Linked DNA regions of Homo sapiens: region 2 is linked to region 1. A link is an interaction called in ENCODE POLR2A ChIA-PET data of the cell type or tissue named here. Cell type or tissue: HepG2. All regions are shown on one strand. Each heading gives the region's core, and the rest is flanking DNA. Links, peaks and the distances in the headings are about the cores only.

Region 1 (5,384 bases), core at 290-5,289:
TCTTGTGTGTAGTGATTCAGCTCAGGATATTGAAGTCCCTTTTAAAAATCTTATTTTCACCTGTAAAAATAGAATAAAAATTAATGGCAAGCCTGCGCCAGGTGCCTGCCCCTCCTAAGCACTTTACACGCACAGCTCATTCAACCTCACGTGTCGGGAGCATCAGGGAGCTCACCAGTCTCTTGAGGATCACAGGCCAATTGCTTGTCCTTCCCGACCCAAGCCCCACCCCACAGTGTCTTGCTCTCTTCTGATTTTACAGGTTTTTTGGCAGTAATACACATGGGAGTGAAATTGAAATCCTCCCTATTATTTTCCCTCTTTTCCTGGAAAGCCGTTTTTTGCCCTCACAATCATTCATTACTTCTCTAACTAGGGGGAAGTACTACAAGCTGTCCTCAGGTACTGCCCCTACGTGTGTTTCCCTGGGATGGGGCCTTGCTAGAGGTGATTCTGCTGCCCCAGCATTGGGAAGCAGGACCAGTGCATGTGCCCCATGCAGCCACGGTACATGGAAGCTGTCACTTGAGCCATCAGACCGGCTCAGCCCATGTGACCGGAGCTCTGAAGAGGCACACACGCATGCCCCGCACAGGCTGTTAGCACTTGTCGCCTCGCTGCCCTGGTCCAGACTACCCTTGCTTGCGTCAGTCAAAACTGTTGTAACTACTTTGAGTCTTTTCTGCATGATTGCTCTTTGAGAGAACTTTAACAAGGGAATTAAATTTAAAATATTCAAATATCTATTTTGTAGTTTATTACTAGAAGCTGCAGCCACTTACTAAGTTGTATGTAATATAGGACTGTGTGTTGGAAATGAGTAATAGAGCTGAATCACTCCATTTTCCCTTCCTAAACTTTGAGCTTGGCCTGCCGGCAGAGAGAGGAACACAGTATTAGGGCAGCAAAGGCCCAGGCGCCCAGCAAGCCTGTATGGGTTCTGAGATGGGTCTAGATGCGTTCAGACCTCATTCGGGAAGCAGAGTGTCCCCGTCAGATCACATATGTCCTCTACAGTCGCTCTGGCCTGTGACCTTGCACGCCACTCTACCTTCTCCCTCCCAGCCCACAGAGCCACTCAGAGGCTGAAGCCACTTCACAGCCCACTGGTGTTGAGAATCATCATCAGAAAACCAGATATGTCAAGGTATCCATTGCTCTTTCCTTTTCTCTCATCTGTGTGGGTGCTTGAATTTGGTGAAATGCGTTTAGCAAACCAACTGTGTGTTTGTAATACTGTGAATTCTTGCGTTTTGCATTAAGTGTCTCCCCCATTTTTGTAATTTGTAGAGAAATATGTGCTGGTGTTGGGTGTCTTCCAAGCATTTTATGGAAATGGAGGCTCCATTCCTTAGGAGTAAAAGCTGGCGCCAGCACTTGGCTCTTGTTCTGTCTAGGTGAACTCTCATAATTCTTGTTTTACCCTGTTGGATTTGCACTTTACATATATTTTTGCTCTATTACTTAAACATATAGCAGCTTTTACAAATAATGCCTAACATGCCTGCGCTGAGAAAGTGGCAGATCTACACATATCATACGCAGAGTTGTTCTCTACCTGATGGGGCAAAACCAACCACATGTTCTTGGTTCCTCCAAACGAATGACATTACTTGACATTACTGCCTGAGTGTATCTTCACAATAGCAAAATGGTTTGAGATTAAGCATTTGGAATCTTATGTCATTTTGTATGGGGTCAATCCACCATAACGTGTTTCTCATTTGGTTTTAATTATTTCCAGAAATCATAAAGTCACAAAACTGGAAGGGATCTTCAGAGATCTAGAGTGTTTCAAGCAGAAAACACATTAGTTATACAGGGCAGTTAGATATGGCTGAGATGTAAACAAGAGAATCTAAAAGAATGTTCAAGGAATAGCTGTTTTTGAACATTACTTAGTAATGGCATGAGTGGGAGGAGAGACTTTCAGCACCTTGAGACAGGGCGCTCTCTGGAACCAGCTTTGTTCCTCTTATCGAAAGCATATATGACAGTTTTTTTGGCTCCGGCCCTGTGGTGGGGGAGGTAATTATTGCCTTCATCCACATAAATTCCTTCCTATACATTCCCCTCAGACCACCCCAGAGGCAAAACTGAAATGGAAATCCAGTGGCACTTAAAATTCACCCTGCCCCGTTTGGCTGCGATTCCCAGGCTTACAGCACTGCCCTTATGGAATATCACATTTTCATTTTCTGAGATTCATTTTATAAAAGTAAAGGCCAGGTGCCATGGCTCACACCTATAATCTGAACACTTTGGGAGGACAAGGTGGGAGGATTGCTGAGCCCAGGAGTTCAAGACCAGCCTGGGCCACACAGCAAGATCCTGTCACTACCAAAAATTCAAAACTTAGTTGGGTGTGGTGGCACACACCTGTATTCCCAGCTACTCAGGAAGCTGAGGCGGGAGGATCACTCGAGCCCAGGAATTCAAGGATGCAGTGAGCTATGATTGCACTACTGCAGTCCAGCCTGGGCAGCAGAGCAAGGCCCTGAATAAATAAACAAAAGTATAATTTATTTTTGCCTGATATTAATCACTTCTTAAGGCCCAAATTTTTGTTTTTAAGCAAAAGGATAGCTCTAAGTGTGGGTTGCAGTTACTGGACATAAATATTCACTAAATGAGATTCCTTTGGTTATGGCTGTTCATAGAATTTTAATTCTATGTCAGTGTTCTTGTTCACTAAGATATTTCGAAGTGAGAGAAAGCATTTTACCAATACATTCTTATTTTTTCTCCTTTAAAATAATATTGAATTTTTCCTGGTACGAAGACAGATATTTATTAACTTGATTGGAAAACACAGAAATTAAGATCATGTTGAACACTGAGTTATCTAGATGATCCCTGAGATTTGAATGTTCATGTCAACCGTGTTGAGCGCTCACCAGCCACCAGGCTTTAGGCACTGGCAGTGCAAGGTGTCTGAGGCCCATTCTCAGGCTGGGCAGAGGTCACACAGTGAGTAAATGGGTCTTTTCAGTGCAATGTGGTTATGATAGAGGCATGCCAGGGTGCCACTAACCCAGCAGGTGTGGCAGGAGGGGCTTCACAGAGGAAAGGGACTTTGAGCTCAGTGTTAAAGGATGAGGAGTGAGTCATAAGGGGGAAAAATGGAAATGACTTTCCAGGCTTCAGAAACAGCATAAACAAACAAAGGCCTGAGAGCTGGAGTCAGTGTGGTGTGTCCAGGGATCACAAGTGGGCTGGAGCTGCCGGAGAACAGCCAAGTGGCTCAGCTGCCATCCCAGAATTGAGCTCGTCACTATCAGATGCTGCTGCTCCCTGGCCTCAGAGGAAAGCAGCACACAGCTCACCACGAGGGGTTTCCCCAGAGGCTCCTCCTGCAGCCAATGCTACTATTAGTTTATATTATAATAGTATCAGTTTCTTTTTCTTTGGAAATCCCTAGAACTGTTAACTGAAGGTGACTCAGGGTAACTAATTCTGGATCTTTGGGTGCACAGCCTCTCACTGGAGTCTGAGAGGAGGAGGTGGAGACTATCAGTGCACGGCCCGCAACCAGGAAGGACTCCCAGACTAACGCCAAAGGTGTGTTGGGCTCAGCTGCTCCACTGTGGAAAAGGAAAGCCCTGGCCCTGTGGCAGGAGAGGATTGTTCTAGTCAAGTGTGGCGTTGCACGGACAGGCGGTGCCGAGTGTTTGGGTGCAGACACAGGCAGCTGCTGCCCTCCACTTCCTGCTCTTGCAAGTCACAGATGATTCCAGTACAATGTGGGAGGTCCTCCTTACAGGGGCACTTGCAACAGGAAGGCAGAGAGTTTCGTCAATTCAGGTACAGGTCTGTCTGGGAGACCTGGCCCTGTGGAGGCAGGAACACCGTGCAGGGGCATGGCAGCGCCTGTCTTTGCTATCACATCATTTGCCTTTTCCTTGTAGGACCCAAAGATCTATGTCCAAAACTTAGTCCAGAAACATCTGCATTCCTGTTTAAACTTCAGCTCAGTTTCTTAACCAAGAACCACGTCAACCCTCCAGGGTTGTGGTTTGTATTTTTGCCTTTAAGCATTATCTCCTTTCCACCAAGAAGCCTACTTAGGTTTAACACATGAAAGCAGTGTCTAAAAATTAGATCGGTCCTAAATTGGAATGGGATGTCTTCCTTGCATGTCCCATACCAGGGAATTTTTTTAACACACAGTGTAGAGCCTTTGCCAGAGATGTTGAAAGGGAGATTAAAGGCTTGAGGGATGAATTTGATCATCATTCTTAAAGTCCCTTCCAATCCTGTGATTCTCTGATTCCCTGAGTCTCGTTTATTATTGGACATGCCTAGCCCATCACCAGTGACCTGCCCGCATATTGCTGGCTTCCCTTGGATAACGGAGAGCCTATCACCACATGCCTTTGTTGTCTTCCATCATATCAAGTGAGTTGCTTTCTGGACTTTTTCCATCTAGAGCCTGCTAGGTTTGGTTTTGAGAAAAGATGGTGAAGTTTCTTTTCATGAGTTTGTAGGGCAAAAAAAATTCTTTTTAAAGATGGTAAGGGTGGAAATTAATCATGGTACCATCTCATTAAAAATAGATACCTCAAAATGTTTACCTTTACAAGTCAAGAAGAGTATCTGACTTTCTTGGAAGTGTCAAGAATTGCAGGTTGGCTGAAAAGTTAGATTGAGAATCTGACCTTGTTACTTATGATTCTTTTTTCCCTTGGTTCTCGGGGATGCATGAGAAGGTGAGCTGTCACTCACAAAAAAAGGGAAAATGATTTGAAAAATGTTTCACATATACACTTTTTATCATTTTAGTGGATGGCAGCCTTACGTCAGTAGTATATGCCACTATGAAGTATGGCCAAAACCCTAGCGTCACTTGTAACCATTGTACTCTTATGGATTTGTGTCTTACACCATTTGCCTTGCTTTTTAAATGACTTTGTTTTTCAAGGTGCTGTCATTTTGCAAAAGGAAATCTTTATATGAAATGTACAAAAACCGTTACTAACTGGACAACAGGGAAGGTGCTGGCCCCACATTAGTGCCTGCCCACCGCTCTACTTCTAACCAGGGACACGGATCTTCCATTCTCTACATCCACCGGACTGCAGCCCAAGTCTGGACCTGGCTGCAGTGGGCATATTACCGTATGGATATCTTTTTCTTTCTTTTTTTAAAGTGAGGAGATTCTTCAGGGGGTCAGGCTGAGAATGTAATAAGCCTGACATTGGAACAGATTTCTCCCGTGTGGTCTAGCTGGACCCCTCCGGCATTTGCCACACTCCCTGCCAGTCCTGACATTGACTTCCTGAATGTGATTAGGTGGTAATGAGCAAGAATTTCCTAGGATATTGAAACATCTGTATCCAGGCCCCCAATCAAATGCTGCTGAATATTGTGAATGTTTTTACTCC
Region 2 (5,384 bases), core at 196-5,195, 130 kb before region 1:
TTTATAGATGTATTACATCTGAAAAATATTGAAAGTACAAAAACAGTATGTGAAGCAGGAGGTATGAAACCACTCATGATCCCACAATCTTGGAGCAACCACTAATGTTAGCAAACATTAATATGTTTCCTAACTACTTCTTCTTTGATCTTAGTATAGTTAAAATCATTTTATATACACAGTCTTATAAACCTTATGTTCACTTAACATAATATCTCCAGCACATTAACAGTGATAGAGCAGAAATATGGAGCCTTAGCCATTAAAGACATTGAGTTACTGAATCAACCTGGAACTACCTTCTAGTCATTTTGTTTTAAGTCAGACCCTGTTTTCTTTAAATCACTGAGGTTAGGTATTGTTATTTGCAGCCCAAATCATCTTAAACTGAGAAAGCTGTCCTAAATTTCTTATTTATTCCCATGTACGATTTCTTACTTTTATAGCATGTGAATGTAGAGTAGATTTCTGTAAGTGGAATTTCTGAGTCACAGACTATATACTTTGTTTTTGTTTTCTGATGATTTGTTTTATTTTCCTGTCAGCTCATCATAAGACTTTAAAAAATTATTATTTTAGTGAATTTTTTTGGTGTTTTAAACTGGTAGAGTTCCCTTTCTTTCTTTTTTTTTTTTTATGTTTGGGTCACCACAGTGCCCGCAACATTCTTTCTTTCTTTATGCATACTTTTTGAACAACTATACGTGTGGCACTTTTGCACACATTGCCTCATTTAATAACCCAGTCAGATGGGTGGTATTTTGTTCTTTCACCCAGTTGATGAGGGGTTTCTCTTTTATAGGGGTATTTAACCCATTAGCGTTTACTGAATGTTTGGTCTTACCCTTGGCTTTTTGTGTTATGTTTTCAAGTTATTATGCTGATTGTTTAGCTTTCACTGAAATTTTTTTTTTCAAGTTTTTCTTTTTTTTTTTTAGTTTCTCTTTTTTGAGACAGAGTTTTTTGCTCTTGTCACCCAGGCTGGAGTGCAGTGGCGCTATCTCGGGTCACTGCAACCCCTGCCTCCTGGATTTAAGCGATTCTCCTGCCTCAGCCTCCCAAGTAGCTGGGATTACAGGTGTGTGCCACCACGCCCAGCTAATTTTCTGTATTTTTAGTACAGACGGGGTTTCACCATGTTGGCCAGGCTAGTCTCGAACTCCTGACCTCAGGTGATCCACCCATCTCGGCCTCCCAAAGTACTGGGATTACAGGCGTGAGCCACCATGCCCAGCAAGCTTTTCTGTTTTTTAAGGAAAGAAAACAAGCTGGGCATGGTGGCTCACGCCTGTAATCCCAGCACTTTGGGAGGCCGAGGCGGGAGGATCACTTGAGCCCAGGAGTTCAAGACCAGCCTGGGCAAGATGGAGAAATCCGTCTCTACAAAAAATGTAAAAATCAGCTGGGTGTGGTGGCTTGTGCCTGTAGTCTCAGCTACTTGAGAGACTGAGGTGGGAGGATCACTTGAGATCAGGAATTTCAGTCAGCAGTGAGCCATGATGGTGTCATCGCACTGCAGCCTGGGAGATGAAGCAAGATCCTGTCTCTAAAAAAAAAAAAAAAAAATTTAAAAAGAAGGAAAACAATTCTCTGTGACTTGGAAGTTATATGTCCAATTTTTGTTCTTCTTGTGGGTAATTAAAATTTGAACTTACTTGTTTATCATTAGAACAGTATCTATGGAGTTCTCCTAAGCCATGTGATCACTTCAGCACATTTTCTTTTCTTCTCCTTACCGTCTAAATTTTGTTGAAATAATGAGAAACATTTGTTCATTTTTTTTACATTATGCTCCTTCAAGCATGCTTTCAACTTACAATGTTGAAAGCATAATTTGCATTATGATTTCAACATTGACACGCATTATTTAGACGAGGATCTTGCCATGTTGCCCAGGCTGGTTTTGAACTGTGGGGCTCAAGCAGTCCTCCCATCTCAGCCTCCCAAAGTGCTGGGATTACAGGCGTGAGCCACTGTGGCCAGCCTAGACCTCTCTAGCTTTGTTAGCTTTATTGCTCACTGCTGTTTCTCTTATACTTCTATTTATCTTTTACTTTCTTGAGTTTTTTATTCTATTTTTTCAGTTGATTATATATCCTCCCTTCCTTAAGAATATTTCTACAGATAAGGTATGTGGAAAGTATATTTTTGATTCCCCTGTTTATTAATGTATTTCTTCTATGTTATAGTAATGATAATTATAGTATTGATAATTCATCTAAATTTAGAATTTGTGTGTCATAGACTTATCTTTTCAGAGTCCTATAAATCTTACTCCATTGTCTTTTAACACTTAGTATGGTAGATGAGAAACCCAGTGTTCATCTCATTCATGTTCCTTTTTATTTTTTTAATCTTGGTGGAGGAGCGGATGTCTATTGGACTCTTTTTCTCTCTGACATTCCAAAGCTCTCCTAGGATGAGCATGGTTCTTTTGTGATTAATTTTGCCAAGCTCTGAATGAATAATTATATTCTAAAAAACTCATTTTGAGTTCTGTTTTTTTTCCCATTATTTATTACTTTTTCTTTACTTAAATATTATTTCTTCTGTTTTCTCTTTCTGAAATACCTATTAGACACAGATTTGATCTTCTACCATTCAGGTGCTATATTTTTCAGTCATAATTTCCCATTTTTCCTTGTTTTCTTGTGCTTTCTGGGAGATTTCGTGGAGCAGGTCTTTCAGGTTCCCGTTTGGTTTTATGCAGGAGCCAGTCTGCATTTCAGTGCATCTCTTCTTTAGGCTACCCATTTTGCTTTTTACTTTCATTTGCTATGTCCTATTGCTCCTTTTTCATCTCTCTTCATAATAACTTTTGTAATCAATGATACAGATAAAAAAGTTTAAATCTCACTGAGAAAATTTTAAAATGTGCAATCTTAAAAATTTTTAAATGTACAAACTTGTCTTGTTTCTAGCAGTTACCCTAATTATTCAAACATTTTCACTTCACCTAAAATACTGGGTCTTTCCCCTGTCTAGTTTGCTAGCTTCTCTGTTCACTCATCTGCCAAGTAGGTCTAATTTGTTCATTATTGGTAACTGAAATATGCTTTGTCAGAGGTTGTGTAGGTCATTATTCAGTTCTTTTCATTCCAGGCAAAAATAGGGAAAAACGTTAGATTTACTGTGATTTTTTTTATCTGCAGCTTAGAGTTCTAATAGTTTGTGTGGGGCAGGGTTGAAGCTGTAGGCAGTGGGAGACAACTGCAGGGCAGACTTTGTCTTTGTTCAGGAACAGTGTTCCTTTTGTGTCTGCCTTGGCAGCTTCTGGCCCGCTGGGGTAGTTTCCCTTCCCCCTGAATAGCTGCCTGGCCTAGGCATCCAGGCAGAAACTCCAACCAGCATGGCTGCTGCTCCAGCACTGGCCTGGCCTCCAGCCTCTGCTCCAACCCTGGAGCTGTCAGTAGGCTCTGAAGTGGGGATCCTGGTGGACTTGGCCACCCCATGTGTAGTGGAGTGATTAAGAGTTTAAACTTGAGTCTGATCGCCTTTGTGTTCCAATCTTGGTTGTGCTACTTGAGAACTGTATAACATTGGTCATCTTGTTCAACTTCTGAGCCCCAGTTTACTCGTGTGTATAATAATATTGAAATTTGTTAACGGCTTAAGGCACTTAGTAGGGTATCTGGATCTAAATAATTGATGAATGGCAGCAGTTTTGTTGTGGGTGTTCTGGGAACTGGCTGCTAATTGGCCTCTCCGCTCACTCTGCTGTTTGCTAAATTATTCCTGTTAGCTCTTCTCAAGGGGTCACTTTTGTGGATGGGTCACTTATGAAGTAGCCAGTCAGTGGTGGAGACTTTTTTTCTCCTGAATTAGTTGGATCATTTTAGCAAGAAGTGATGAGGGGAGGGAGTCACATGCATCATCTTGATTCTAGACCATCACAGGTAATTCTTTAAACCACCTGAAGTTTTTAGAACCAAATAAATAAATAGGGCAGCACCTTTTATTGTGTAATTCATTTGTCCCCCTATGATTTTTAATAAATTTTTAATATGCTAGTTAGTATATATACTTTGGTCTGTTTCTGAGCTTTCAGTTCTTTCCCATTGGTCATTCTGTTTAATCTGGTGCAGTGCCACACTATTTTAGTCTTTCTTCAGTGACAGGAGAGAATCGTTGTTAAGAGCATGATGTTTGGAGACAGGTTGCCTGGGTTTGAATTCTGGCTCCTTTGATTAATTTCTAAGAGGTTAAATTAATTACTTACCTAAATTACTTAACTTCTTTTTGCCTCAGTTCATCAGCTCCAAAATGGACATGAGGATAATCCCAATTTAGAGGACCATTGTAAAGATTAAATAATTCTCAGGTCATTAAAACTGAGCTTGGCTTTATGAGAGTTATTTGAATTATTACAGGGCTTTAACAACCAAGAACTGATAGTGTAGTCTTGCAAAGCCCTAGAAGTGTTTTTTTTTTTTCAGAAGTAGTGGATGAAAATCTTACTCTGTGAGTTCTGTGAGGGCCAGGAACCCATTTTTACCCTCTTTGTATTCCTAGTACTAGACCTGATTCATGATAAATACTCAATATATATTTACCAAACCTAAGGAAAAGTAGTACTTTAGCCTTTTAATACACAAAGATTTAAAAATATATCATGAATCCAGGTAAGAGTCAATTAAGCTTTTGTAAATTTATAATACTTGTTAGCACTAAGATTGGAAAAGGCAGCCAGGTGCAATGGCTCACGCCTGTAATCCCAGCACCTTGGGAGGCCAGGGTAGGTGGATCACCTGAGGTCAGGAGTTTGAGACCAGCCTGACCAACATGGCAAAACCCCGTCTCTACTAAAAAATGCAAAAATTAGCCAGGTGTGGTGGTGCATGTCTATAAGATTGGAAAAGGCTGTTTTTTTTGTTTTGTTTTTTTTTTCCCCATATATTCAGTACCAGGAAAGAACTATAGTAGAGCAAGGAGGACTTTTTTGTGAAGACATTTGTTTATTGATCAAAACAATAGGGTGCATCATGGTTGGGTTAAGTGGATTTATCCATAGGTCAGAGTTGGAGTAGAGGGAAGGGAAGAATGCAGAGTCCCCCCATAAGGAAGCCCTAAACATTTATTTACTTATTTTTTAATTTTTTAGTTTTATTTTTTTGAGATGGAGTCTCTCTCTGTTGCCCAGGCTGGAGTGCAGTGGCACCACCTTGGCTCACTGCAACCTCTGCCTCCCAGGTTCAAGCAATTCTCCTGCCTCAGCCTCCCGAGTAGCTGGGATTACAGGTGCCTGCCACCACGCCTGGCTAATTTTTTTTTTGTATTTTTAGTAGAGACAGGGTTTCACCATGTTGGCGAGGCTGGTCTTGAGCTCCCGACCTTCAGTGATCTGCCCATCTCGGCCTCCCAAAGTCCTGGGATTACAGCGTGAG

The links. Peaks named below come from ENCODE experiments on the same cell type or tissue, not always from the same donor. Only the 100,000 strongest peaks of a DNase experiment are listed, where the experiment ranks them.
Region 2: POLR2A ChIA-PET joins it to region 1 with 6 read pairs; 7 of 35 experiments call an interaction of 5 or more read pairs at or near these places.

The regions. Positions count from the first base shown.
Region 1 is chr13:51,761,294-51,766,677 of GRCh38, forward strand. It overlaps WDFY2 (WD repeat and FYVE domain containing 2), which reads left to right. Exons shown (of 12, transcript NM_052950.4): 12 at 1-5,384. It also overlaps a transcript of DHRS12 not described here. Among named protein-coding and RNA genes, the nearest start is that of DHRS12, 40 kb to the right of the region's middle. RefSeq lists an enhancer at 3,228-3,547. In HepG2, for the core only: no CTCF peak of the experiment used is centred there; a DNase peak (open chromatin) is centred at 3,138.
Region 2 is chr13:51,629,844-51,635,227 of GRCh38, forward strand. The region is part of intron 1 of WDFY2 (WD repeat and FYVE domain containing 2); the gene reads left to right. Among named protein-coding and RNA genes, the nearest start is that of WDFY2, 48 kb to the left of the region's middle. In HepG2, for the core only: no CTCF peak of the experiment used is centred there; DNase peaks (open chromatin) are centred at 1,498 and 3,268.